Regions from separate parts of the Mus musculus genome. Here regions 1 and 2 are each linked to region 3. A link is a loop called in an ENCODE intact Hi-C map of the cell type or tissue named here. Cell type or tissue: left cerebral cortex. All regions are shown on one strand. Each heading gives the region's core, and the rest is flanking DNA. Links, peaks and the distances in the headings are about the cores only.

Region 1 (7,479 bases), core at 819-5,818, 58 kb before region 3:
CACGCTCCGTCCAATGGGTGACTGTGAATATCCACTTCTGTATTTGCCAGGTACTGGCAGAGTCTCGCAGGAGACAGTTATATCAGGCTCCTGTCAGCAAAATCTTGTTGGCAACTGCCTAGTGTCTGGGTTTGGTGGTTGTTTGTGGGATGGATCTCCAAGTGGGGGCAGTCTCTGGATGGTCATTCCTTCAGATTCTGCTCTGAACTTTGTCTCTGTAACTCCTTCCTTGGGTATTTTGCTCCCCATTCTCAGATGGAACGAAGTATCCACACTTTGGTCTTCGTTCTTCTTGAGTTTCATGTGTTTTGCAAATTGTATCTTGGGTATTCTAAGTTTCTGGGCTAATATCCACTTATCAGTGAGTACATATCATGTGTGTTCTTTTGTGATTAGGTTACCTCACTCAGGATGATATCCTCCAGATCCATACATTTGCCTAAGAATTTCATAGATTTATTGTTTTTAATAGCTGAGTACATTCACACTAATAGCACACTTTTATCTATGGCTCATGAGTGAACCCCTGAGATAGCTCAGTCTATCTGAAGGACCTATTCTGGTAAGCATCCTTTCATGATGAATTGGCATCCACTGTTCCGGAGACAGAGAAATGGTCCAGATTTTATGGTTTTCTTCATTGGAAACTCTATATTATATATTTTTCTTTTTATCAAAGTAATTCAGTGTGTGTAGCTTTTGCTGTTCAGTTGTTGAAGTAATTTTTGCTTTGGGGTGTTTTGTTTTTTGTTTGTTTTAAAAACTTACTAATTTCCTTTTACATGTATGGGTGTTTGCCTGCATGTATGGCTGTGCACCACATGTATGCAGTGCCTGTTGTGGTCAAAAGAGGGAATTGGATCTGTTGGACACATAGTATTTTTTTTTTTTGAGATAAGTTCACACTGGCTGCCCTGCAACTTACTCTGTAGACCAGGCTTGCATCAAACATCAAACTCACAGAGATCCACCTGCCTCTGCCTTACAAGTGCTGGAATTAAAAGCATGCACCACCATAGCCAGCTGCCTGGATTTTGGCTTGTTTATTTTTAAAGGTTGCCTTTTATTATATAAGCTTTTTACATGTGTGTGTGTGTGTGTGTGTGTGTGTGTGTATGTATGTGGTGCACGTGGAGGCCAGAAGAGGATGTTGGAGCTTGAGTTCCAGTGATTTATGAGCTGCCTGCCATGTTGGTGCCAAGTCCTCTATAAGAATAGCAAAAGTAACTGCTGAGCCATCTCTTCAGACAATACATGTAGTTTTAAGAAGCAGAGTAGTGCTAAAAGATACCACATAAAACCTAACACTACCCTGTCCCACTCACTCCTTGGAAACATTTCTTTTTGTTCTTTTTTAAAAAGACTTATTTATTTTATGTATATAAGTACACTGTAACTGTCTTCATACACACCAGAAGAGGGCATTGGATCCCATTACAGATGGTTGTGAGCCACCATGTGGTTGCTGGGAATTGAACTCAGGACCTCTGGAAGAGCAGTCAGTGCTCTTAACCACTGAGCCATCTCTCCAGCTCTATTCCACTTACTCCTAGGGCTAGTCTTGTTCTGCAGCAGTAACTACTTTCAGCCATATTACCTGGTTTGGTCATTTTTCTGTCACTTACAACTCCCAATCCTATCTTCAGCAGCAGCTGCCACTCAGAGACTGAGGGTCATTTACTTCATTAGACTTCTTTGCAGCTAAGACTGGCTATATGACTTGCCTATGACCAATGAATTATTTTCTGGGGGCTTTCTGAAAAATCCTTTTATTTTCTGAGCAAAGAAAAACAGGTGATTGACTTGTCTCCTTTCTGATTTGAATATAATCATGTGGTTGAGACCCATGACAGCCATCTTGGCACCATGAAGAAATTAGCCCAAGCATGCAGACATTATTAAAAACGTTAGTAGGAATTCATTTCCTGGTCATGCAACTGAATCCATAATACACTTACAGTTAATTGGGAAAATAAATAAAGCTGCAATGTGTTTAAGCCACTGTCAGTCAGGATTTTTGTTACTTGAAGCTGAAAGGACGTTTTAGATTTATTTTTATTATTTTTAATTATGTGTGTATGTGGGGGGGGGTGCTATGTGCATCTGCAGAGGCCAAAGTGATGGATTCCCTGGAGCTGGAGTTACAGGCTGTTGTGAAGTGGCTGATGAGTTCTGGTAGTTGAACTTGAGAACTCAGTCTCCTAGAAAAGCAGTATATGCTCTGACCTGAGCCATCTCTCCAGCCCTAAAAAAATCTTTTAACTAATGACCCACTGTGATTCTTCACCATAGCAATTTGAAGCATCAATTAATACATTTCAATAAGGTAGATGTCTCAACCCCCCCCACACACACACACCACCTCTATTACTTCAGTTAAAACAGTGGATTGATTTGGAGCCCAGTGCAGGTGGCAGGGGTCTGTCGGGTCTACCCTTTGAGGTGACTCAGCAGGGACTTACTTACACAATCCATTAGGGGGCATTTCAATATAGTAGAGGCCTTCGCAGTATAATTGCTTGGAAAGCCCCTGATATTTACCGGAGTATAGGTATTGGGTTCTTGTCATTTCTACTCAGGGCCATGAGAGTGATAAAGGGAAGTGCAGGAAGACCAGGAGCTCCAAGTGTTAGCAGGCCACTGCTCTAACCATTCAGCCACCTCATCCCATTACAACAAGGACTTTACCCTGCTCGGAACTTGACATCTGGCTCCCACAGTCAGAGAACCTCTCTGTCCTCTTGGATGTAGTACAGTTCATCAGCTCTCTCCTTGTGGATCCTTACCCAGGTATGGATGAAGCCCATGCCTTTCTCTGCCCTGCTTCTCAGTTATCACTCCTTCCACCCACCTTCTGCTTGCCAGTAAATTGTTGACATTCCTTTCCCCCTGATGGAAACTTTGGAGTTGTGACTCCTGTCCTTGATCTATACTTGTTCTTAGCCAAAAGAGTGAGGCATGATTATGTATCCTTGATTCTTCTACTTTTGTATTCTGGAGTCTTAGAAATTAGATAAGCATTTGCATATTTAAAAATATTTTATTTTTATTTTATGTATCTAAGTGTTCTTGTCTCCATGTATACAAGTGTACTGGATGCATACTTGGTACATGAAGGCTAGAATGGGGTGCCTGATTCCCTGAAACTGGAGTTATAGACTGTTGTGAGCCACCATATGGGTGCTGGGAGTTGAGCATGAGTCCTTTGGACTAACAACAAGTTTCTTTACTGAACCACCTCTCCAGGTCTTTTTCCACATTTTAAAAAGATATTTTGAGATTTTTAGAGATCTGCCTGCCTCTACCTCCTGTGCTGGGATTAAAGGAGTGCACCAACATGCCCAACACACTTTTTTCTTCTCTTTTTGAGAAAGGACCTCACTAAATTGTCTAAGCTGGCTTTGAACTCTTGATCTTTCTGTCTCAGCCTCCTAAGTAGCTGGGATTACAGATGTATGTCACTGTGCCCAGCTGTATTTCACCATCTTGACTAAATGTTAGAATCTAGAGGTTTTTTTTTTTTTTTTTTTTTTTCCCCGAGACAGGGTTTCTCTGTGTAGCTCTGGCTGTCCTGTAGACCAGGCTGACCTCAAACTCAGAAATCTGCCTGCCTCTGAATCTAGAGTTTTAACTTTAGATTTAATTTAGAGCCCACAGTTTATCTGGACATACAAATTATGTAGACCTACATTTGTGAACCAAGACAAAATGTGGGCAAGACAAAATGCCTGGGTTTGGGAATCCTAGGGATTTGAGTTTGAATTCCTCATATCTATGAACCCCAATCCTTACTGTAAATGTCTCAGGCAGCATATAGTCTCAGGTGAGACAATACCTTCTACCTAATAGAAGTTTGGGGGAGATTTTCATAGATATTGCATATAAAGCATCCAAAACTAGGCGTGTCAGACAGCAGGTGTCAAAAATAGGAGCGATCACTTCTTAATGGGGGCGAGTGGGAAATAAGATTGGAAAGATTTGAATCAGGTTTTCAGAGGACCTGGATTGCCAGGTCTTATTCTTGTGACACTGAGGAACCTTGGCAGGCCTGTCAGCAGGGGAGAGAATTGATCCTAAAGAATTTGTGGCACTGTTCCCTTAGTCTGGTCTGGGAAAGGAACAAGAAGCCCTTGGCCCAGCAGCTCTTGGGTTAATATCTTTGCAGGCATCTGAGTTATTTGTAACCCGTTGTCATGGCAACAAGTTTGGCAAGCGAGCCAGTGCTGCAAGCTCCTGACAGTGGGGCGGGGAGGGCAGTGGGAGAAGACAGAAGATGTGGAAAGGGGTTCATCTGTGACCAGTGTCTCACTTTCCTCTGATTTGCCCAAAGCTTTTCAGCTGCAGAAGAGGGTGAGCATCCTCTGGGGAGAATCATTGGATGACGGGCCTCTCCTCCCCGATCTCCTGATATCTCAGATGTGGAAATAGGCTGAGAGAGGTCCAGCAGCTGGCTCAAGGCCATAGACAAGTCAGGACAGAGAGAGTACTAGCCCCCTCCCCTAAAAGCATTTTGTGAGATGGAACTGAAGCACCTGGAATAAGTGAGCCCTTGAGAGCAATTTGTCCATTTCCCCCACAATACACACCCGCCTTTTTGTTGTTGTTCCTATGGGAAACTAGGACCCAGAGTGGTTTACAACTGACTAGGCATCACACAGCAGTTCTGAGATTGAAACTGTAGATCTCTTAAACCTCTGTGCTTAGTGCCAAGATAGAGCCTCCCCTGGCAATATTACTTCAAATGCCTTGGCCTTTGATGCCCTTCAAAAGCACGCATGTTCTGGTCACATACCCCCTTCTCTGTAACCCCTTCAGTCACATGCGGGGATGTCTGTATTAGCCACTTTTCTCATTACTGTGGCAAAATACCCAACAAAAGCAACTTAAGATGAGAGAATTTATTCTGGCTCACTGTGTGAAGGTACAGGGAAGGCGTGGTGGCAAAAGAATGAGGTGGTGGCTCACATTGCACCCACAGTCATGACCCAGGAGAGATGATGCTGATATTCCAGCTGTTGTACTCTTTTCTCCATTTTACTTAGTCTGGAACTCCAACCTATAGGATGGCAGATGTACTCCCATTCAGGGTGCCTCTTCCTCCTCCTCCTCCTCAGTTAATCCTCTCTGAATTTTCCTTACAGATATACCTAAATATGTCTCCTAAGTAATTCCAAATCCCATCAAGAGTGCCATAGAGATTTGCCATCAATGTACCCTCCTGCCTGGAGCAAGGGCAGTATTGGGTAAATGCCATGCAACTCCACTCATCCTGACCTAAGTCATCCACAGAGCTAGGCACTTCCTGAGCATTCTTTCGTGTGTGTGTGTGTGTGTGTGTGTGTGTGTGTGTGTGTGTGTGTGTGTGTACATATATGCTATGGAGCACATGTGAAGTTCAGAGGACAACTATTGGACTTGCTTGTTCCTTCTATCATGTTGGTCCTGAGCTTGACCTCAGATCATCAGGCAGCATTGTAAGTGCTGAGCCATCCTGCCAGCCCTTAGCATCCTCTTATGTAATGCAGTCCTCATAGTTTGTCTCTGTCTTCTGACTTAGCAAGTGGAAACTAAAGGACCAGAAAAATACAACATGATTGACCAAAGTCACACAGTGAGTCTTAACCTGAATCCCTCCTCCTCCAGAAAGGTCTTTTTGCCTGTCCTATCCCATATCCCTTAGAGTTTCTCTGGTGCATGTTTTTCTTACATTTATGCCCATGTAGCATACCCTACTCTGCCCTCTGTCTTATGTACAGGACAAACTCTGTCTCATCATAGCTGATCCCAACAGGTCCAGTTGTTTTCCCCCTGTCTGTCAAGTCTACCAGTCATCCTCTGTCACTGCCCTGATTTGGTTGTAATGTCCCTCACACCAATGACCAGAATTCTACAACCTAGCTTCTAGACTGTCTTTAGATTAATATGCTGTACAGTAGCAATGTGAGGCTACTGACATAAGCCAATGTGTTCTTTCCTTCTGTAATACCTCATTCGCCACAAGATGATGTTCTACTTCTTTCTTTAGTAACTAAGGCCATCCATAATTTTGTCCTCTGTCAAACACCAAGACATCCTTTGCCATTTTTGGCCTCACACCACTGAACTAACAATTTCTTCCTACAATGTTCCAGGCTTTTTCTATTCTAGTTATCTTTGCAATGTTTATTATTATTATTATTATTAAAGGCCTTTCACACTGACTCCCCCAACTCAGTAAACTCAGCTGTCCAAATGTAATCAGCCTACATTGATTCCTCAGTGGGCTCGGTTCTTTCCTTTGGGTTCTCACAGTCCTTCAAGCTCCTCTTTGCCCCTTACACAGCAAGGTTCTAATGTCTGGGGCTCAATGACCTATCAGATTGAAAGCTCCTTGAGACAATGACCCTGTTTCTAGAAAAGTCCAGGACTTGCCAGAGGAATGGTCAATGAACATTCATTAAATGAATCTAAATACAGAAATGAATTGATGACCAGTAAAATTTGCATTCAGTTTCATGACTGCCTGCTCACATTCAAGAGAACCTGGGACATATCACCTGTTACCTGTTACCTGTTACAACCTCTCTACTAATTCACAACCTGGGTTATCTAGAAAAAGGTGTGTCCTAGGTCATCTGATCCAGGGTATGATGGCTTATTAATCCAAATCAATCAGATTATAACCAAAACAGGCACTGAAGGTGTAAAATGAGGAACCCTCTGAGAGAAATACTATTATTTTGCCTGCCCCTTTTATTAGTTACTTTCCTGCAGATGATAAAGCACCATGACCAAAATCAACTTATAGAAGGAAGGGAGGGTTTATCTGGACTTATGGTTCCAGAAGGATAACAATCTATCATGGTGGGAAGCCATGGCAGCAAGAGCAGGAAATTGAGAGCTTACATCTTCAAACACAAACATGAAACAAAGAGAGGCAAATCGAAAGTGTCACAAAGTTTTTAATCTTAAAGCCTGACCCTAGTGAAAAACTTCCTCTAGCAAGGCTGCACCACTTGAACTTCCCCAAGCAGGGCAGCCAACTGGAGACCATGTGTCTATGAGTCTATGAAACCTTCTTGTTTAAACCATTGCATTCCACTCCCTGGCTCCCATGGGCTCATAGCCATATCATAATACAAAACTACATTAAGGACAACTTTTTAAATCTCCATACTCTTTTACAGTCCCAATACTGTTTGCAAGTCTCTTATGAGACTTGAAGCTGTCTCCTAATTGTAACTTCCTGTAAAATCAGAAAGCAAATTACAGACTTCCAACATGTAATGGCACAGAATATACATTACTATTCCCAAGAAGAAAGGGAGTGTAGTGGGGAAATATTGGACCAAAGCAAGGGCAAACTCCAAATCCTGTGGCTCTGTATTCAGTATCTGAGACTTTAGCTCCTGAGGACTCAAACAACTCAGCCCCTTCAGCTCTGTTGCCTGCAGCATACATCTCTTTCTTGGGCTACGTCCATTCCCCAGATGCAGCAAT
Region 2 (7,479 bases), core at 819-5,818, 95 kb before region 3:
GTCTATATCAAAGTCAGTATTCAAGTGTGTTTTCGTTTGCTTTTTTATTGCTGTGATAAAACACTGATCAAAAACGTCTTGGGAAGAAAAGGGTTTGTTTGGCTGTGTCCTAGTACCAGTCCATCATTGAGAGAAGCCCAGGAAGGAACTCAAAGAAGAGCAGGCACCTGGAGGCAGGAGCTGATGCAGAGCCATGGAGGGCTGCTGCTTACTGCCTTGTTCTCATGGCTTGCTCTGCCTGCTTTCTTAGAGAGCCTAGCACCACATGCCCAGAGGTGGCACTGCTTGAAGTGTGCTGGACCTTCCCACATCAGATACCTACAGGCAATCTAATGGAGAAATTTTCTCAATTGAGGTTCTTCTTCCAAGATAACTCTAGCTTGGGCCAAGTTGGTAAAAGACTGACCAGGACAAAATATTAAGGTCCACATATTAAGATCGGTTTCTGCTAATCTATAACTTTTCTTCTCTCTCTGTTTCTTTTTTTGTTTGTTTCCTTCTATTTGTGGAAGAAACCATAGCATTGGTCCTATAGGATTTTCTGCCTTCTAGATTTGACTAATTATATCTCTGTGATATTACTTAATTATGTTCTTCATTCCCCGTATTTCCTATAAACTGGTATATAGAGAGAGTTTGAATTTGAGTTCTTTCTTGGTTTTGGTAGTAAGAATGTAGGAGTGTGTGGTAGGTACATCACTGCATCATGTCAATAGCTATTTGCTGTCATGACACAGTTCCTTGCACATGCTCACTGCTCTCAGAGTAGTTCTAGGAACCCCTCCTCTAGACTCAAGTCCTTTATATAAAAATGCTCTAGCATTCCTATGTAACTTAAACAGATTCTTCCTCATGCTTTATTTATCATTCATTTAGTTATTCATTGAGACAGGATCTCACTGGATAGCCCTGGATGCCTAGAAACTCTCTATGTAGACCAGGCTGGCCTTAAACTCTCAGAGATCCATCTGTCTCTGCCTCCCAAGTGCTAGCATTAAAGGCATGCACCACCACACTTGGCTTCCTGATACTTCACATCATCTCTAGCTTAGTTATAATGCATAATGCAATGTAAATAGTTACTATACTGTATTGAGGGAATAATAACAAGAAAAAACTACACATTTAGTAACAGGAATAACTTTTTTAGACTGTATTTATTTTATGTCCTTGTATGTATGTGTACCATGTTCATGTGCACTGACTATGGAGGTCAGAAGAGGTCATTGGATCCCGTCAGACTAGAGTTACCGGCAGTTGTAAGACACCATATAGGTGCTGAGAAGCAAACCCAGGTCCTCTGCAAGAGCAACAAATGATCTTAAACTGGTGAGCCATCTCTCCAGCCTCTACTAATAATATTTTTAAAAAGATATTTTCAGTTCAGTTTGGGAAACCACAGACCTGATTGTGTGAGAAACACTGATGCCAAAGCAACCAATAAAGTAAAGCACAGATGCAGCTGCCCAAGTGTAGTCTGTGGGAACCTTTCTTTCTTCTTATCTTTTTCATTTTATTTGAGACAGGGTCTCATCTTTTGCTTAGGCTGGCCTCAAACTCCTGGGCACAATCAGTTTTCCTATCTCAGTCTCCTGAGCAGCTGGATGGGGGCGGGGGTGGTGGGAGGGCGGGTTTCAAAGGGCAAAAGAGGACTAGAGATATTTCTCAGTGATAGAGTACTTACATACAGTGCCCTTGGCTTAATCCCTAGTAGAGCAAAGAAAATATCATTGGGTACAGACCAAGAAACCAGTCAGTCCAAAATGTGTGCATAAACCCACTGCAGAGAAACGGGATAGAGAAAACACTTAGAGGGGGGAATTCAGAAGTTGCACCTTATTTGAATTCAGCTTTGTAAAGCCTTTGAGAAATAATTTATAAAACAAGAATTCAATATTGAGTTTTGATGTTAGAATTAATGTTAATATTTTGAGCTGTAGGAATGGTAGGTGGTTTTATTTTCCAAAAGTCCTTATTGTGTACAGCAGTGGTTCTCAATGTAGGGTGGGTGTTGTGCTTCCCAGGGGCAGTATATATACTTCAGGGAATCTGTAGGGTCTCCTTATGAGATCTCCACCTAGGAATATATCATTTCATTGGTCCCAATTGGAAGATGGACATCTTAGCCTTTAATTTTTTTTTATTAGCCAAAATAGAGAAGTTTCATCTTGTTACTTGGTAACCCTGAGGTCCAGTTACATAGGAAAGGCAGCTTAACTCTCCTTTCATTGTCACTTCTGCACACAATTCTGGGTTGCTTTCTTGGCATTCTCAGCACTCTCAGTCATTGTGAGTGTATGGGTTTAAGTACATATGCAGTGTTCAGTCTGTTGTAATTCTTGGTGCTCTGTCTTTAGCTGGGGCGGGAGGTGGGGTGCATTCACCCTTTGTAGTCTTTGTTCATCTCTCTAAGTTCCTGATATGACTAGGCTCATCTTCTGGATTTCTCACCCCAAGGAGGAATGAGAAGCTCTTGACTCTTGTTCAGTGGAAAACACTACTATTTAATAATGTATTTATTTAATATGAGCATTTGACTGCTCAAGATAGCTGACTGGTTAGTGTTTCTAGAACTCCTCAGTAGATTTGGGCCACCAAATACATTTTATTTTTTTTAATTTATTTTTATTTTGAGGGAAAAAGAAAATTATTACAGAGTTCATATTGATACCTCTGATTAAAATCGAAATTTTCAGTTTAACATCATTGTACTTACATTTGAGACTCTTATTTTTACCAGAAATCTTATTTCCTAACAATTTTTTGAAATAAGGTTTATGTGTGTATATGATGTGTGTGTGAATACCATAGTATGAGTGTACAAGTCATATATGGAGCCAATTCTCTTCTTCCACTGTGTGAATCCTGAGGATCAAACTTGAGTTGTCAGTCTGAGCCAACTTGCTAACCCAATTTTACCATCTTTGCTTTCTCTCATCTCTCTTCTCTCCCTCTCCTTCTCTCTCTATTACACGTACACTTTCTTTTTCTTTCTTTTTTTTTCCCTGAGCCTTGTAAAAAACACAGACAGTAAGGTAGTTCAACTCTAAAGCCAGGAGTGAGGGCACACACCTGTAGTTATAGCCCTTGGGATGCAGAAGCAGTATGTTTATATTGTATTTCACCATGAAGTTCATCTTATCATTATTAACTAATGATGCTGTTTAAGTGTCAATTGCCAGGCTCCTCATTGCTAAGCATACACTTTTGTTTTGCCATTAATTAGCAAAGAATTTTCAGAGTGGTTGCTTTGTCATCTTGTGAACATCTTGTTCCCCAATAATTTTTTTAACCTAACCTTTCTCATATGTCTGTTTAGTTTTGTTTTATAACCAAGCAGCATCATAAGGTTCTAAAATCAAAAGTATAAAGCAGGGTACATGAAGAGAGTTTTGGCTTCTATTTCTGTTTCCTTCTCTTCATCAGTAGGTCACTCTTTAATTAGTTTTTACATTGCCCTTTTGTTGCGGTTTTAAAACACAAATATGTTTACGTGCAATAACATTCATATTCTCCTTTTAGATAATAGTAAACTATTCTTACTTTTCATTTTCATTTGAAAGCCTATTCTACAGACTATTCCATAACAATTTGTAGTGTTCTTCAAACAGAGCTTGCTTTCTTTCTTCCTTTCTTTCTTCCTTCCCTTCCCTTCCTTCCTTCCTTCCTTCCTTCCTTCCTTCCTTCCTTCCTTCCTTCCTTCCTTCCTTCCTTCCTTTCTTTCTTTCTTTCTTTCTTTCTTTCTTTCTTTCTTTCTTTCTTTCTTTCTTTCTTCCTAAGTTCTTTCTTAAGTTCTTTATTGTTAAATGTCTGTGACTTTTCAGTGTAGTTTTTTTTTTCCATTATGGCATTTCTCTAACAAAATTTGGGGTGTCTTTCTCTCCCGCCCCTGTTCTCTCCGTCTCCTTCCTCCTTTGTGCCCTCCCACCCTCACTTTGATATCACATTACACCCCCACCCCTGCATGAGCTTCTTTTCTCAATACCTTTTGTGGTCTCCTATCTAGTTTTACAGTCTACACTACTTCCCCAAACCTTATTAACACATGTATAAACACTGAAAATGAGAGAAAACATGGAATCTTTGTCTGAGATTGGGCTCCACTTCCATCCATTTTCCTGAAAATTTCCCAATTTCGTTTTTCATAACAGCTGAATAAAACTCTATTATTGATGCATTCAACATTTTCATTATCCGTTCTTCTGCTTAAGGACGTCTAGTCTGGTTCCATTCCCCTGCAGTTGTGAATAGTGCAACAGTGAGCATGAGTGTGTCAGGATCTAGAGTCCTTGGAATGTATGCCCAAGAGTTTGGGTCATATGTTAGCTCTATATTTATGTTTTTGTTTATTTTGAGGGGGTGATGGATTGAGATAGTCTCTATGTAGCCCTGGATTTCTTACAGCTCATTATGTAGACCAAGCTGGCCTCAAACTCATGGATATCTTCTCCCATCTGCCTCCCAAGTACTAGAATTAAAGGTGCACCTCACCATGCCCAGATAGCTTTAATTTTTTGAGGGGCCATAACGATTTCTTTAATGGCAGTAATTACTTTCCTAGTAGCAGTGAATAAAGTGCTTTTTCCCACAGCCTCACCAGCATTTGTTATTTGTTTTCTTGATCATAATCTATTTATTATGTTTGTTTTTTATTATATGTGCATACACTGATGTGTGGAGGTCGGAAGACAACCTCCTAGAGTTAGTTCTCTCCTTTACCTTGTAGGCTCTGGACTTTGAACTCCAGTTTGGTGACAAGTGCCCCTATTGACTGAGCATCTGCTGGGCCTTTTGAAATATTTTCTGGCCATTGTGTTTCTTCTTTTGAGAATTATCTGTTTATTGCATTAACTCTTTTATTGACTGGTAGTTTTGTGGCTCGGGGTTTTTACTTTTTGTAATTATATATTCTAGATCTCAATCCCCTGTCTGGGGCTTAACTGGCAAAGATTTTCTCCCGTTCTGTATGTAGGCTGTTTCTTCTGCTGTTGGTTTCTCTGGCTGTGCAGAAGGTTTTTAGTTTCATGTCCCATTTGTTGATTCTTAGGACTATATTCTGTTATTTCACTCCTGTATAGAAAGTTCTTGCTTATATCTGTAACTTCAAGCATGTTCTTTGTATCTTCCTGTAATGTCTTCAGAGTTTGGGGTTTTAAAGTAAGTCTTTTCATATGATTTGAAATGATTTTTGTTTAGGATGAGAGATACATTTTTCGGTATATATTTTTGATGCTTTTGTCAAAATTAGGTGACCATAGAAGTGAGTTTATTTCTGGGTCTTCTGTCTTGGCTCTTTTGGGCTACCTGTTTGTTTTGTGCCAACATGTAGTTTGTTTTTATTGCCCAGTGATATCCCTTTTTTCTTAATTCTTTGAAAAATGTATGTAGAATGTTTTAGGTCATATTCACCCCTCTCCTCAGTCTTCTCAGGTCCCACCTTCTTTCCCTACCCACCAAACTTGGTGTCACCTTCTTCTTCTTCTTCTTCCTCTTTTTATAACCCCAGCAAGTAAAGTCAGTGCTGCCTAGATGTTCTTGGATTTGTGGCCTTTTACTACAGTATGATCAGCCTACTAGGGGCCACACCCTTAGAGAAAACTGACTCCCTCTCTCCCAGCAGCTATCAACTGCTCCTTAACTAGTGAACTACGATTGTAAGTCATACATTTAATACCTTCAGCAGTGTTCCTTCCACTAAGGACTGCTTAGGCTGTATGTTGTCTTTTGTGCTTTTATATTGATTTTTAGATTTTTTTCTAGTTCTGTGAAGAATGCCATTGGAATTTTGATGGGAATTGCATTGAATCTGTAGATTACTTTTAGTAATAAAAGCCATTTTTGCACATAAATTCTGCTTGTCGACGCTTAGAAAGTCTCTCTGTTGTTTTGTGTCTTCTTTAAGTACCTTACTCTTTTCATGCCTAGGTCTTTACATCCTTAGTCCGGAGTACTTTATTTTGGGGGTAGTTATTGTGCATGGAATGGTTTTCCTAATTTCTGTCTCAGAAAGCTTGTTGTTGGTATGTATATATGAGAGCTACTAATTTTTGAATGTTGATTTTGTATCTTGTAACATTACTAAAAGTGTTTATTGAATGTAAAAGTTTTCTGGTAGAATATATGCAGTTAATAACTTATTCTGGTTATAATAATAACAAGATCATATTTTCTGCAAATATTGAGTAATTTCACTTGTTTGCTTTTTTTAAAATCCTTTTTATAGCTTTCTCTTACCTTACTGTTCTAGCAAGACTTTCTGCACAACATTGGGTAAGAATGTTGAGAGCTGACTTCCATGTCTCACGGCAAAATTTAGAGGAAATATTTTTAGGTTTTCATTATTTATTATGATGTGGCCATATGTTTGTCATATATATTATTTATTGTTTTGAGGTATGTTTCATTTGTTTATTTCTCCAGGACTTTTATCTTGAGGTCATGTTGAACTGTGGTCAATACCTTTTCTGTATCTATATAGTATATAGAGATGGCCACGTATTTCTGTCCTTAAGATTGTTTATATAGATGACTAGAAGGATGGATGGTTCAGCAATGCTTACTGTTCTTGCAGGAGGACAGAGTGTGGTTTCCAGCACCTGCGTTGGATGGCTTAAGAGTCTAATTTCAGCTGCAGGGAGATCTGGCACGTTTAGCCTTCCTGGGTTCCTGCATTCACATGCACATGCATACAAGGCCATGCACATGCATATGCACACACGGTGCCTGTGGTTCTGTATAACTGCAAGGCAGTCAATTTTCTAGCATGGTCAAAAGCAGCTACTGCTCATGCTGAGGACCCGACTTTTCATTCCTGGCACCCATCTCAGGCAGCTTCTAACTATCTATAATACCAGCTCCTGGGGATCCGACATCTTTGTCCTCCACTTGGCACCAGCATTCTTGTGTACAAACTCATACACAGGTGCATACACATAATTTTTAAAACGGCAAAACAAAATCCAGCATGAAATTGGAGGGCACACTGAGGAGCCCTCACACCTAGCTGAAGAGCTAATAGGGTTGATAAATTCTGAGGAAGTTTCCTTTAAGCATAAATTTGACAGGTAGATCATTACTCAGACTTATTAGTGTATGAGAGTTGGGTGGATAGGAAGAAGTTGGGGGAGGGAAAAGAGTATGAATAAAATATATTGTATGAAAGAATTTAAATGAATTTACAGAAGAAGTCAGGAAGTTGAGGGATGAAGGAATGGAAGTAGATCTAGGACAGTGGTTCTCAACTTTCCTAATGCTACAACCCTTTAATACAGTTCCTCGTGTTGTAGTGACCCCCGACTATAAAATTATTTTTGCTGCTATTTTGTAACTGTAATTTTGCTATTGCTATGAAATGTGTGTTTTTCACTGGTCTTAAGTGACCCCTGTGAAAGTGTTGTTCAATCCCCAAAGAGGATGTGACCCACAGGCTCAGATCTAGGAGGAATTAGAAGGCGGGGGTGAATATGATCAAGATACATG
Region 3 (7,479 bases), core at 1,096-6,095:
GTCTGGAGACTGCCTGGGCTGGGTGTTTTGACGGCTTGGGTCTTGGGCCTGTTGGGCCAGTGCATATTAGAATAGGTTGGAGGACTTCATTAGGCTGTTAGGTGAAGACCCCAGGACAGTTGGAATGGAGATATCTCCTGCAGGCTGAGCTAAGGCTGGCATCCAGCTGAGGTGCCAGTGCTTTGGGGCTGGTCCAGCTAGGGTGTTGGTGGCGACTGCAGGTGGGGCGCGCGGGGGCGGGTCGGGAGAGCTGGGTGGGGGCAGGGGCGGGGGGCGGGCCGGCGGCCGGGGCGGTCCCGCGCGGCCGCGCTGCGCAGTGACTCCGCAGCGGGCGGAGCGCCGTGGGCCGCGTCCTTCCGAGCCCTGGCGGTGGCGGTGGCGGTGGTGGTGGCGGCGGCGGCGGCGGCGGCGGTAGCCTTAGCTCCTGCGCCCCGTGCCGCCGGCCCCAGCGCTGTCTCCCGGGCCCCCTAGGGCCCCCGGGCCCCCGAGCCCGGTGCGCGCCCTCGCGTCCCGCCGGCCCCCTCCCCCGGCTGGGCCCGGGGGAGGGTGGCGCCGTGAGCGAGCGGGGACTGGGCTCTCCTGCCCGTTCCCCTGTCCCTGGGCCGCCAGGATGGAGGCGGGGTCCGGTCCTCCGGGTGGCCCGGGATCTGAGAGCCCCAACCGGGCGGTGGAGTACCTGCTGGAGCTGAACAACATCATCGAGAGTCAGCAGCAGCTGTTGGAGACCCAGCGGCGGCGCATAGAAGAGCTGGAGGGCCAGTTGGACCAGCTCACCCAGGAGAACCGCGACCTGCGGGAGGAGAGCCAGCTGCACCGTGGGGAACTGCACCGGGACCCCCTTGGCGCACGGGATAGTCCTGGCCGCGAAAGCCAGTACCAGAACCTGCGTGAGACCCAGTTCCACCACCGCGAGCTGCGGGAGAGCCAGTTCCACCAGGCGTCCCGGGACGTGGGCTACCCGAACCGGGATGGCGCTTACCAGAACCGGGAAGCTATCTATCGGGATAAGGAGCGAGAAGCCTCCTATCAACTTCAGGACACTACCGGTTACACAGCCCGCGAGCGCGACGTGGCCCAATGCCACCTGCACCATGAGAACCCAGCCCTGGGTCGCGAGCGTGGCGGGAGGGAGGCTGGGCCAGCGCACCCGGGCCGCGAGAAGGAAGCCGGCTATTCCGCGGCGGTGGGCGTGGGGCAGCGGCCACCGCGGGAGCGGGGCCAGTTGAGTCGTGGCGCATCCAGAAGCTCCAGTCCTGGCGCTGGCGGAGGTCACAGCACCAGTACCAGCACCAGCCCGGCTACAACCCTCCAGAGAAAGTAAGGAATGTGTTTGCGGCCCCCACCCCACCCATTCCTTTCCCTCTAGATCCCTCTCCAACTTAGCTGGCAGATAAAGTATATGAAGCCCATGCCTGATCCCATTTCCTGCTTCGCCTGTCCCAATCGGGAGAAGGTTCTCCTCAACCGGCTGACATGCTTTCCCTAGCCACCACACATTGGTTTGGTCAGACGAGTGCGGGCTTCTTTTCCCTGTAGAACCAAAGCCAGTTAGAGACTAAAGCAATTCCCACTACCTCCCTCCACTTCTTCAGCCCCTAGCTGTATCCTTTCCAGAGGATGGATTAAATAATTTTTAGACAGAGGTGGTATCAACTCAAGCCCCCTAAAGAGAGAAACACTCCTACACACCTTTTTTTTTTGGGGGGGGGTGATCTCGTCTCGAGGCAGGTGGGGACCAGAATGGAACTGCAGCACATCTTGGCATGGGGAGGGGGGGTGATGGTGGCAAAGATGGGGGAGCAAAGATGGAGGCTAGGCCCTTGGTTAGTTTCTCAAAGTCCAGCTGGTCTCCACCCTTCAAGAAAAACAACACCCATTTAAAGAGCCCTACCAGGAAGGGAAGTCCATAGATCTCCCATCTGTTGGATCAGCTTCAGACCTGTGCTGGGGTTTGTACATGTGTCTGAGACAGGTTAGGAATATTTTCTGAGTTGATGGGACATGGACAGGATCTACTTTTCCTATGTAGATCCCATTGTGTGCTGATTGGGATAAATGTATTAGGCTGTGAGTCAAGGGCACGAAGGCTCACAGGGATGCCCTAAAGGCCCTCCTATTGCTTTACTGCTATACTGAAAAGAACATTGAATTGGGAGATGGGAGAACTGGCGTCCCCTTCCAGCTCTGTTGCAGATTGGCTTTGTGACCTTGACTGAGTCCCTTCTTTTGCCAGTCTATGATTTCCCCTAGATATTTTTTTTAAAGCCAGGGACTGCCAACTGAGATTCAATGGGTATGTTACTAACCCAACCACACCAAAGAGCAAGTCTGAAGTCCTTTAGCAAATGGACAGGCTTCCCCCTCCTCTCACTGCTCAGCTGGTCCTACCATGTGCCACAACTAGTGGAGTGTCTCTTGGAGGCTGGGCTGGGGGTGGGGAAGCCTTCTGCCTCAGGAAATCTGCCGGGAGACAGCTCTCTGCAACTCCCCCATGGTGAGGCAGCAGGCTGGGGTGCTGGGTTGAGATGGCTGGGCCCCAGGAGCAGCAGCTGCAGCTTGAGGGCTTGGCTGGGCTCCACTGCAGTGCACCCTCAGCTGAGTGTTGAGGTAGAAGGACAGCCCCAGAATGGGGGGCAGAGAAAGACTGGATGGGGCATTGTGGTCCTTGAGCCTGGTTGCAGACTTCTCTAGAGGGGTCAGGCCTGTGATGGAGGGAGCAACCTCAATATGTATGGCTCCAGGGGGCAGATCCAGGAACAGAGGGAACATCTGAGATAAAATCAAGAGAACTTTTCAACCTAGCCAGTTGTGATGCAGTACATTGCCTCAAGGGATGGGGGTGGTGGCTGGCCTGAGTGGTCCAGTTGAAGTCTAAAGGGGGTCTGAGAGAGCTGGAGGAAGCATATAGTTCCTGATTTGAGCATTAAGCCCAATGAAAAGACCTGAATCTTTCTCAATTTCCGAATTCCATTGCTCTCAGATTCTCTACCCTGCAGACATCAGGTCTGATTTTCTTGGCTGGCTGGAAGCCCATTTGCCCTTCTGCCATCCTTGCGGGCCTGCTTCTGACTCCTTCCTTCTTTTTGTACACTTTCCAGGTTGCTTGTTGGAATCCCTTGCATCACATTTCCTACTGGCTAATAAAGAGGTTTAAATAACACTTTGGGTTTCTCTCAACCACATATTAACTGCTTGCCTATCTATGATTGCTTCCTTTGGACTTCACAGCCCAGCCCACTCAGTGAGCATCAGCAACTCCATTTTAGAGAGGGAGAAACTGAGGCTTCAAGATGAAGGGGCCTTATTCAAGGTTATGCTACTATTTGCTAATGGAGCTGCGACTAGAATCTAAGTCTGCCTGTCTTAAAGGCATGTTATTTGTTCCCTACAGCTTAACTACTCCTAGGAGTCTTGGCCTCAGGACCTGCTGAGGTACTGAACTGGGAAAAGCCAAAAGAGCCTTAGGTATCTCCAGGTTTTGAACTAGAAGAGATGGGTCTGGAATGAGTGGAGGAGTTGATGAGAAGAAAAGACAGCTGTCTTCCTCTTTCCCACCTTCCTCCTTGCCCGGTGTCAGGAGAACCTGTAGCCATTGCTGTAACCAATGCTGCTGCAAGCGACTCCCCTGCTAGGCCTGTTCTGGGTTTGTAAGGAGTGGGTGAGAAGGCTGCTGTTGGAAGCGCGGGCAGGCAGGGTGGGAGTTCAGCAGCTGAGGCTGCAGCATTGGGGGAGGACAGGCAGAGCTGGTACAGGCTGGGCTCTGTTGGGCCCCAGGCTCCCTCTGGTGGACAGACTAGGAAGACTAGGGCCTGGGTCAAGATGTAGCTTGTTGGGAGCCTGTTCTGCCCCAGACTCAGTTCTCCCAACAACCCTTTGTGCATCTGTCATTACCATCATGTCACAGCATAAGAAACCCAGGGCTCTGAGAAGTGATGTCCATCAGAGGTCATGCTACTAACACAACATGCTCCCGTTCCTGTGAACTGGGCCTTCTTTGCTTTGGGCATCACCCATCCTTATTCGGATCATTTACCCAGGACTCCCACATCCTTCCCTACTGCTCTTCTGGACAGGTTCCAGAATGCCAGAATCTCTGCTGCCAGGCTCTGGGTGTGGCCTTCCTAGTGTGACAGAAAGCAACATGAGTCCCTACCTCCTTCTGGTCACTGCTACATGAGGATTTAGTTGTTTGCTTACTAGTTGTTGATCCTGACTAATACTCAGATCTTTTTATGTGGAGCTCTCACCTCCTGCCATGATTTAAAAAGAGATCTTTTTTTTGGTTGTTAAGCTTGGTTCCCCCCCCACCCCACCCCCAACACACTACAGTTCTGGCACATAGAATGATTTCTAGAGGCTAGGACTCACTGCTGAGTGCCCTGTGCCCAAGAGAGCTCTGTTCCTACATTTTCTGCATGGGCCTAGCTTTTATCTCTGCTGTATGCAGTGGTGGGTTGAAGCCAGTATAGTGGTAACTGTCTATCCTCTGCTCCCTCCTCCCCACCCCACCCCCCTGTGCAAGCTAGCTCACATTTAGATACTGAACCTAGAGAACGCCAGCGTGGTGTTCTTGGCACCCAGGGCGATGCATAGTCCTACCATTTCACTGCTGAACTATCATCATGTGCGTGTGCTGGGTTGTCAGCATGCTCCCCATAGGGGCCCAGGCTACTGAGAAAATGAATACGTGAGAGCAATCCCAGGGTGAGGCTCTGGGGGAAGTCTGTCCCCTTTGGCGTGCTGGATTCTTTTTCTAGGGTGTCTCTCTTTCCTTTTAGGAGGGAAACTATTTATTGTCCCCTCTGCCGTGTTGTGAGCATTATGCTGGTATGGGAGAAAATGATAACGTTAAGTTTAAGGAGAATTGGGAGTCTTGCTTTCTCTGTCTGGATCTGGGGCAAGAATGGGGTTGTTGTCATCCACAAATATTTCTTGGCTGTGTTCACAGAGCAGGAGGGGCCACCAGGCTTAGCAAACACCATGCTCTTGGCACTTGCAGAGCCCTCTTCCCACCAGCCAGGAAGACAGGGTTTCGGGCTTAGTCAGGCCATAGACAGTACAGAGGACAAAGTGAACCGAAAGGGTGGGGTTCCTCAGAGGATAGAGGGACCAAAGTGAGCCAGGCCACTGTTTGAGGACCTGGGCAGTAGAGGAAGGTGCTTTGAAGAAGTGCACAGTCCCTTGGTGTTCAATTGACGTTCGCTGCCTGTTCTTTCTCTGTCCACCTACCTACTATGGCCTCTGAATTTGCTGGGGGCAGAGTAAAAGCCTGGAGCATGGTGAAGAGGCCCTGTTCATATTGAGTCTCAGCTTTCTGGGTGGTAGGCACTATCCTATGCAGCTTTATGTAATAATAGCTAACATTTTTTTTAGTGCATTTACTGTGTGCTGGACACTGCCTTCTATGTGCTTCCCATGGAATCATTCCTTCTGTCTTCACATGCATCCCTTTATGTAAATTGTTATTAACTCCATTTTACGGATGAAGAAGCTGAGGTCTAGAAACTTCAGGTAACACAGCCAAGGTCCCTAAGTGAATACGTGGCAGGACTACAAAAGAGCTAGTAGGAACCCAGGCTGGGCTCCAGAGCCTGTAGCATTCTTGACATTCTTACCCATCAGGCAGCCCCATGTCTTATCTCATTGTCACAAACCCCTTGCCAGGTGGGTGTTACTGCTATCCTCAGATGAGGAAATGAGGAATCAGAGAGGAGCTGTAAAGGAACCTGCTGATGAGACCTAGAATTGTATGGCTCTCAATCGTTCAATGCACTGTTCCCTGCCAGAAGAGGGGTTTAGAGACATGGACCATAGTCACGACTCCGGCTTTCCTCCGACAGAGGTTCCCTCTTACAATTACCTCCTGATTGTTGCCACCATGTATTTCTGTTAAGCCTCTGAATAGCTGGAGCCAAGCCATGTCTTCAGTCTGGCTCCTATGTTTTTCATTGTCTTTCTGTTTCTGTCCACAGATTCCCCTTCTCTCATTTTTGTGAGTCCCTTGTCCTCAGTCCAGACTTGAGTTAGCCTTGTGCTGCCATCATCAGCTCACTCAGGTCTCTGTGATTTGACTAATGCTGTTCCCTCATCTTTGGTTGAATTTTTAAGGTTGAATTAGCTAACACCTCTTCACACCTCTCCTGTGTTTATTTGGTGGTCCTTAATTTGTTAAAAAAAATTCTATTTTGTGTCTGTGGCTTTTTTTTTTGCTTGCATGTATGTATGTGTACCACATATGTGCCCATGGAGGCCAAAAGAGGGCACTAGATTCCCTGAACTGAAACTGTTAGCTGCCATGTGAGTTGCTGAGAATCAAACCTGGGTCTTCTAGAAGAACGAAAAGTACTTTTAATTATTGAGCCATCTCCCAAGCCCTTGTTGGTCCTTCTTCATTTTTTTTAAAGATTTATTTATTTTTTATTATATGTAAGTACACTGTAGCTGTCCTCAGACATACCAGAAGAGTCCATTGGATCCCATTACAGATAGTTGTGAGCCATCATGTGGTTGCTGGGATTTGAACACAGGACCTTCGGAAGAACAGTCAGTGCTCTTAACCATTGAGCCATTTCACCAGCCCTTATTGGTTGTTCTTAATGCTCAGTTTATCCTTGGCGTTTGCAATGAGCAGATTATCCTTTTTATCTTCTTTTTAACCTTTTTTTTTTTAACTTTATGTATAGGGAAGTTTTGCCTGCACATCTGTGCTCAGTGTGCATTCTCTGCTTGTAGAGACCAGAAGAGGGCATCAGATCCCCTGGGACTGCAGTTACAGATTGTGGGTGCTGGAAATTAAACCTGGGTCCTCTGTAAGAGCAACTAATGCTATTAACCACTGAACCATCTCTCTAGCCCCAGGTCTAGCTTTTTACAATACCTCCGTAGTTGTTCACATCTTGTGCCTCCTACTAGCCTCTAAAACAGCAGTTCTCAATCTGTGGGTTGCAACTCCTTTGGGAGTTGCATATCAGCTATCCTGCATATCAGATATTTACATCACAATTCATAACAGTAGCAAAATTACAGTTATGAAGTAGCAACAAAATAATCTTATGGTTGGGGGTCACTGCAACATGAGGAGCTGTATTAAAGGGCCCCAGCATCAGGAAGGTTGGGAAACCCTGTGACTTAACTGACATGTATTGAGTACAAGTTTTGTATTGGATTCTGTGCTTGGTGCAGGGGGCATAACAAAGGGCCGAAGAACTTGGAAGTACTTTGCATAACACATAGCTGCCCAGTCAATTCTGAGTAAACACATGAATGTCTAATTAAGTCCTGGTGAGCTAATGGCCCAGTACCTCAGTTTTTCTTTATTCTGGACTCCTTTTGAGAGAAATGTCAACTTCAAAATTCTCTTGGCCTTTTCCACTTGCTCCCTGGAGGCATTTGGCTTATGACTTTCCTGCCTTTTACACCCAGTGGTCTCCCAATTCATATAGTGACAGAGAAGCAGGATTGGATGAGACTTTTAAAGAT

What was found. Hi-C counts contacts between places; a loop is a spot of excess contacts. Peaks named below come from ENCODE experiments on the same cell type or tissue, not always from the same donor. Only the 100,000 strongest peaks of a DNase experiment are listed, where the experiment ranks them.
Region 1: a loop joins it to region 3, with 5 times the contacts of the local background. A loop is called at or near these places in 2 of 42 quality-filtered maps.
Region 2: a loop joins it to region 3, with 2.6 times the contacts of the local background. A loop is called at or near these places in 9 of 42 quality-filtered maps.

Annotation. Positions count from the first base shown.
Region 1 is chrX:152,085,807-152,093,285 of GRCm38, forward strand. No RefSeq gene overlaps it. Among named protein-coding and RNA genes, the nearest start is that of Gm15266, 22 kb to the right of the region's middle. In left cerebral cortex, for the core only: no CTCF peak of the experiment used is centred there; DNase peaks (open chromatin) are centred at 3,731 and 4,217; H3K27ac peaks cover 729 bases.
Region 2 is chrX:152,048,757-152,056,235 of GRCm38, forward strand. The region is part of intron 19 of Smc1a (structural maintenance of chromosomes 1A); the gene reads left to right. Among named protein-coding and RNA genes, the nearest start is that of Smc1a, 36 kb to the left of the region's middle. In left cerebral cortex, for the core only: no CTCF peak of the experiment used is centred there; no DNase peak of the experiment used is centred there.
Region 3 is chrX:152,143,863-152,151,341 of GRCm38, forward strand. It overlaps Iqsec2 (IQ motif and Sec7 domain 2), which reads left to right and starts at 406. Exons shown (of 15, transcript NM_001114664.2): 1 at 406-1,317. The coding sequence starts at 611. In left cerebral cortex, for the core only: a CTCF peak has its summit at 3,783 (motif pointing left); DNase peaks (open chromatin) are centred at 1,449, 1,877, 2,452, 3,072 and 4 more places; H3K4me3 peaks cover 4,298 bases; H3K27ac peaks cover 3,736 bases.